2 separate regions of the Homo sapiens genome follow, and region 2 is linked to region 1. The links are chromatin contacts, found by Hi-C in ENCODE. All regions are on one chromosome and are shown on one strand. The core of a region is the stretch at or near the end of the contact, and the rest is flanking DNA. Distances in the headings are between cores, read along the strand shown.

What was found. Hi-C counts contacts between places; a loop is a spot of excess contacts on that map. Pooled maps may share reads with other maps.
Region 2: a loop to region 1 is called in a map of IMR-90, with 9 times the contacts of the local background. The contact joins two enhancer-like sites. A Hi-C loop is called at or near these places in 6 of 168 maps with a recorded cell type or tissue (IMR-90, PC-3, endothelial cell of umbilical vein and 3 more) and 17 of 50 pooled maps.

What each region holds. Positions count from the first base shown.
Region 1 is chr10:51,421,080-51,424,445 of GRCh38, reverse strand. The region is part of intron 2 of PRKG1 (protein kinase cGMP-dependent 1); the gene reads right to left. Among named protein-coding and RNA genes, the nearest start is that of MIR605, 120 kb to the right of the region's middle. Within about 2 kb of position 1,970, at least 9 of the 41 ENCODE cell types and tissues checked have a DNase peak (open chromatin) inside an H3K27ac peak, as active enhancers do.
Region 2 is chr10:52,212,006-52,215,389 of GRCh38, reverse strand. The region is part of intron 9 of PRKG1 (protein kinase cGMP-dependent 1); the gene reads right to left. All of the region lies in intron 1 of LOC124902425 (a long non-coding RNA gene), which reads left to right. Among named protein-coding and RNA genes, the nearest start is that of PRKG1-AS1, 100 kb to the left of the region's middle. RefSeq lists a silencer at 1,627-1,921 and an enhancer at 1,549-2,050. Within about 2 kb of position 1,710, at least 4 of the 41 ENCODE cell types and tissues checked have a DNase peak (open chromatin) inside an H3K27ac peak, as active enhancers do.

The DNA.
Region 1 (3,366 bases), core at 721-3,220:
TTGCCTTTCCTTTTTTAAAAAAAATCTAAAAAGTTCTTGAAAGAATTTTTCTTTCAAATTACTGCTTTAGAAAATATTGGAAAGGTATCATATTTGAAAGATCTGTAATTCATAAGATAAAATTTATGAAATATATGTGGAAAAAATATAACATTAATATAGATATCCATGTATATATAAATAAAATGAATGATACTCTAGAATGGTCCAAAGAGAACTGGACTCAACTCTGGTTTAAAGATAGCTATGTGACCCCTGGATAACAGTTTGCTTTCTGGGCTTCAGATTCTTTTATGTTAAAATTAAGAGGGAGCAGAGTATGTTTTATCTTAGGTATTTTCCAACAATAAAATGCCAGAGTCTCAAATATCTGCAATTTGATATTTCAATTTAGGTACCATAATAGTCCAAAAGGCACAGAAGAGTCTTTGTATTATTTTTGGAAAGCATGGTCTCAGGACAATTGCAGCATAGGAATATTAAACATGACACAGCTCCAAATGTAGCAAACATAATATGGTAGTATAATTTAATATGATGATCATAGTTCAATTTATGCCCTATTTTTACCCTAAGTAAAACTACTATTCATTTATTTCTAAAATCTGCTTTTGGCCAACATATTTTAAATAAAAAATAATCACAGAAGATGAAATATTCCAGTGACCTCTGCGAACTATGTCCTAAAAATATTCATCTTAGCCTTCCAGATAAACCCTCAGGAGGTTGGAATAATAATGCTATAGCCATCATAATATAGATATTGCTTTGTTTATATTATTAATTGGCAATTGTTATTCATATTGAGGAATACCAATATATTGAGATCATTACAAGGAACAAATTTTCTCAAAAATTGAAAAATAAATTCAATCCCTTTGAAATACTTAAGTAGATGAGAACCACTGAGAGTCTTTATGGTGAACAGAAGGTTTTGTAGGAAGAAATCTGGAGAAAAAAAATCATCAGAATGAACCAGAAATAGGGAAAAGGAGACAGGATAGATGCCTATTTTTGGAAAAAGGAGGAACAAGGAAGACAAAGAGATATGAAGAAAGCAAATATCTCTTCTTCAACATTATTAGAAAGATGGTAGGTTGTTGTTTTAAATACGCAATTGCAAGTGCAAGAATGGAATTTATATTCTCAATGTGAAATTTCGAAGTCATTATTAAGAGAAAGAGATTGCGTAACTACTGCAGGTCAGGCTAGGAAGTCAGACATATCGAGTATGCTGATCAACCTGGTGTCATTTTGGAAAATCTCTTCTTCATGTGGAAAGAAGCAAGATGTCACACACTTGATTTGAATAGAGAAATATAACTCTGCTTGAACAGGGTGTGAATGGTTATTCTTTCTTCTTTCAGATCCTTGGGTTATTCACTCTTCAAACCACTATTATTTGGCTTCTATAAGTAAGGAACCGGTACATTGGTGTTTTTAGGGTTAGCTTCTATAATCCATTTTCAGAAAAAAAAAAAAAACCTATTTCAATGGAGATCAAGTGCTGTATACTTTGTAAAAACATCTTCACTCTTCAATCGCCCTCCCTCAAACCAGAAGCAGTGTCTGAATAATTCCTTTAAGTAAATTATAACCTAGCCCAGTTTTGATCAGATAAAGGCAATCATGACATTGTGGTACCTCCACTAGATGGCAGCAGCAGGCATGAGTGTGGCCCGTGAAGTGCTGGGTCACCAGGGATTTAAAAAACAAAAAAGAAACTTAAAAAGGAAAGGCAGGAGAATTTCAGCAGCAGAATCTTAGACAGAGGCCTGGAAACATACAAGATTCAAGATGAAAAAGGACAGAAACAAAGGACTAGAAACAGAAAACAATCACTAGAACTTGTGCTGTTAGGGCTGCTGAAGTTGGAGCTGACAAAGTATGTGAAGAGTCCCCCAAGTCTGGCCAAATTCACTCTGCCCTGTGTGGAGGAGCTGCCTGGAGTTGGGACATGCTTAGCAGGACTTCTCTGAGATGTTGCAAAGCAGAGGGGATGGGGCCGGCAACTGGCCCATGAAAACACGTGAATAATCAATGCAGGCACAGCTTTTCTCCCCTCTGTACTACCCATCATGCTAAACGTCTAGGACTCACCTAGCTGTGGCATCCTATGGAGTCCCCTTTCTTACAGAAACCTCACAGTGCCATCCTTTCCTAACTACAGAGTTTGGATCTCTTAACCAAACCAGAACACTTTGGAGTGAAACTATTGTGGTTAATAATCATGCCTGAACATCAAGCACAACTCAGGTTGTTTGGGCAAATAGAGATGTGTGGAGATCCAGTTCCTCACTTTCCTTCATGACAACTTTTAAAGCTCTCAGAGCCCTGGTAAGTAGATGAACTGAACTTGCCTTTTCATTATCTCTTCTCCACTCAAGGGTGCCTGGCACAGAGTAAGCAAACACTCTATAAATAGAGCTTGTGAAGTGAATGAGTAATGGTGGCTGATGCTGTCTTCGCATCTTCAAAAGACATTTGGTCCAATCTCCAAATTGTATGATTTTACAAATGTGGAAAACTAAGATTCAGAGAGGTTAAGTGACTTGTTCAGTATCAATATAGCAGTAAGTAGCAGAAACAGGCTAGCTCCTGACTCCTACACAAGTATTTTTCCATATCAGTGTTTCAATAGGGATCTTAGAATGAGTGGGCAACATAACTCAAACTAACAATTCAGTATCTTTGCCCTGTGTGAGTCAAGAACTTAAAGGAAGAATACATTACAAATCATTCATCCAAGAGGAGACATTATGACATGATGCTCTGGAGAGGGCACCAAAGCAAGTGTGCAGGAGACAGACATGGAGGATAGATAACAAAAAGGCGAGTTCAGTTCATCTACTTACCAGGGCTCTGAGAGCCTGAAAAGTTGCCATGAAGAAAAACGAGGAACTGGGGAAAGTGTCTCTCCAGGCAGGGTTGACCTGGAGAGATTATGACCTATCTAAAAGGTATCGGGGCCAGGCACAGTGCCTCACTCTTGTAATCCCAGCACTCTAGGAGGCCAAGGCAGGAGGATCACTTGAGGCCAGGTGTTTGAGACCAGCCTGGCCAACATAGCAAGATAACATCTCTACAAAAAACAATTTTTAAAAAATTAGCTAGGCATGGTGACATGTGCCTCATAGTATTAAATACTTGGGAGGCTGAGGTGGGAAAATTGCTTGAGGCCAGGAGTTCAAAGCTGCCAGGAGCTATAATCATGCCACTGCCCTCCAACCTGGGTGACAGAACAAGACCCTGTTTCTAAAACAAACAAACAAACAAACAAACAAGAAATAAAAGGCACAGAGTGCCATAGCTGCAGCACATGGCAGCCAGGTGGAAATACTGTTTCTTCAACAAAGACTTGTGATA
Region 2 (3,384 bases), core at 461-2,960, 790 kb before region 1:
GGAGTTTTGCTCTTGTCGCCCAGGCTGGAGTGCAATGGCCTGATCTTGACTCACTGCAACCTCCACCTTCCAGGTTCAAGAAATTCACCTGCCTCAGCCTCCCAAGTAGCTGGGATTACAGGTGCCCACCACCATGCCCGGCTAATTTTTGTATTTTAGTAGAGATGGGGTTTCACCACATTGGCCAGGCTGGTCTCAAACTCCTGACCTCAGGTGATCTGCCTGCCTCCACCTCCCAAAGTGTAGGGATTACAGGCATGAGCCACCATGCCTGGCCCAAAATAGACTTTGTATTTAGAATAATACATCTCTCCAAAATGGCATCTTCATGCTGGCATTTTTTTTTTTTTTTGAAAAAACTTTTATCATTATTTTAACATAAAAAATCATGTGAATTATTGCAGAAACTCTTAAAATGCATATTAAAGTTACATAATAAATAACCGTGACAATATTCAAAATGACCCACAAATTATAAAACCGGCCTACTGCTTTCATAGCAGAAACTGTTCCCTCAGTGAAAGGCCTCCTGATTGGTTACCTGCTCCATATCTTCTTCCTATTGTCTCTAGATTTAACTTTCCAAAGCACATAGTCATGTTAGCTGGGCTTTCCTCATTACATTTGTATCAAGTTGGAATTCCTTTGGGGGGCATTAATGGAACTTCGCTGTGTAATCTTTATCTGGCCTCTTTCTTCACAGCCACTCCTTTCAAACTTCATGCTCTAGTCTCATAGGGCTATTAAAGAATCCTTAAATGGTTTGTTTGTGAAGCCATAGCTACTATTTCTTTAGAAAATAAAAATAATTTCCAAGAGTAATTGTACTTACTGCATGCTAGCTACTACACAAAGTGCTATACATACATACTCTCAATCTCGCTCCAAAGTCTGAGATGTGTTTATCTATGACCTCCATCTTATAGGTAAGGAAATTGAATGTTAGTGCGGTGATGATTCCTTAGATGTCACTGTATGTGTGATATCAAAGTTTGTGCATCTAAATGACACCAGCATACTGTTCTCTGTTTGCATATTTTCATGCTGCTGTGGATTTTGGGCTAAATGAGAACAGTGAGAGATGTGCACCCAAGTTATATCCTGGTGGGTAATCTGAAATCTTATTACTTTCTTTTCTTCCAAGCAGAACCCTTACTTCCTCTATGCTACTGTTGCACTTTTGGGTGTCAGCAAGTTGGATACTTATGTATTCACACTCCTTTGTAGAGTAGGGGATCCTAGAGTTTGGGGAGGGTGTATATTCATCTCAGTGTCTTAATAACCCAGGAGAATGGCTGACATATTGGATGGGATCTGTAAATGAGGACTCTCCCATTTGCCAGACTGTGAAAAAAGTAGGCTTATTCCACATCGTAAATGCTCATCAAATTTTGAAACATATACATTTTATTTTCTAAAAAGGTATTTCTTGTAGATGTATTAAATGTATGTTTGGTTTTCCTTTTAAGATTTCTAGGCAGTGTTATTTGTAAATATCAAGGATGTGTTACGTTAGTATTATTTATAAGTTATTTATAATGGAGGCACTTAACATTTACATTTACATAGAGGTAGAATACAAAGTGAATTTCAAAAGACAGCTACCTAAAGGATTTGTCTCTGCTCTGTGGTTGGTGTGTTCTTTCACAGTAGCCACTGCCTCTCTTCCAGTCTCTCCCACTGCTGAGTCAGAGTCCTGCTCCATCTCTGTAGTGACTATCCCATTCCTGGAAGCCGGATGGCTCTACTAAGCTACTTAGTTGAACCCAGCTTCCTGCTCCCAATCCCCACAAGTCCAGTGAGATAAATGGCTCTTTTTTCCCTAATGAGCAACAAAGCACATCCTATGTCCCTGTCTGAACTGGTTCCAGCTAGGATTTCATGAATGCATTGCTGCTATGTTAAAATGGACTCTTCCTTATGTTGGTCACCAAGACTTTTTCCTTGAGCTTCACTAAAAAGAAGCTAAGATTTGCATTGAGTCTGCATGTTAGGACATAGTGTCATAAATAAGGTATGACGTTTCCATGACGAGTCTTAAATAAACCCATAACAAATTTTTTACCAAACAGATTCAGGTGAGATGTTTCCTGATTTTCTTCACATTTGAACACATTTGTTGCCAACTCAGTTTGTAAAGCTATCAAAAGTCAACTGAACTTCTTTTTTTCATTTTTTCCTGTTTTGTAAGAGTTTTATTTTTATTTTTATTTTTTTTATTATACTTTTAAGTTTTAAGGCCAGGACTAAACTTCTATTTCTTTGTGTCATAACATAGTGACTGACTTATATTCAGAGCCGAATTAATATATAACTACTTGAAAGTTTATTTGCTTTAAGTGCAAAAGTCAATTTCTTAGTGTGTAAACATTCATGTACGCAGTGGTTATCAGGACCACTGATATAAAGCACTTTGAGAGTTGCTGAACTTTCCCATGTATATCTAACTTGTTATGACAAAATCACTCTATGTTGAAATTCCTGTTCAATTTTCTTTTAGTGTTTTCACTGAAGGTAAATTTGACTTTTTAATAGGAAAAAGCTACAATCCCTTTGCGAAAAACAATATCTAACAGAAACCAAATCGAAACTTGGTTTTATTCCATAATCCAGTTAAAGCATAATAAAAAATGAAGCCAAAACGTGGATTGAGGTTACTGAAAAGATTTCTGTTGGAGAGAAAATGATCTATGGGTTTCATGCAATCAGAAAGATAATTCTGCCTTGTAACTAGTATTTCTCTTTTTTTTTAATCTCTCTCTCTCTCTCTCCCCTACACCACCCCTCTCCCCCCAACAGCCATATGGATGAAAAGATAGAAAAGCTACAGTATATGAGATGAGAAAGTATATGTTATCTTTTTAATTCTCTCTTTTTTAAAAAATCAAGGAACAGGGAAGAAAAATTCTCTTCTTGGAGGTGTTAAAGTTTGTGATGGTAGTTACATTAACAGTTTAGGAGGCAAGTGAATTACCAGTGTTAAATTAAGGTTAGCCTAAAGCTGCCTCCTTTCCTATTTTAAGTTCACCCTAAAGGTTTCTCCATACAGTGAACTGTAACCTAATGAGGTGTAAACAGACTGTAACCTACTTTTCTATCAGTCAGAGCGCTTAGGCCAATCACTGGTGGCCGATTGCTCAAACCTTCTCTGACTAAAGCAGATGCTGAGCTGTAACCAATCCAGCTGTTTCTGTACCTCACTACTGTTTTTTTGTACTTCATTTTCCTTTTTCAGTCCATAAATGTTATCCGACCATGTGGCAGCCCCAGAGTTGCTCTGAATTTATTCTAGTTCTGGGGGGTGCCCGATTTGCAAGTCTTTCTTGGCTCAATTAAATTCTGTTAAATTTGTCTAAAGTTTTTCTTTTAACAACAGTAATAAAA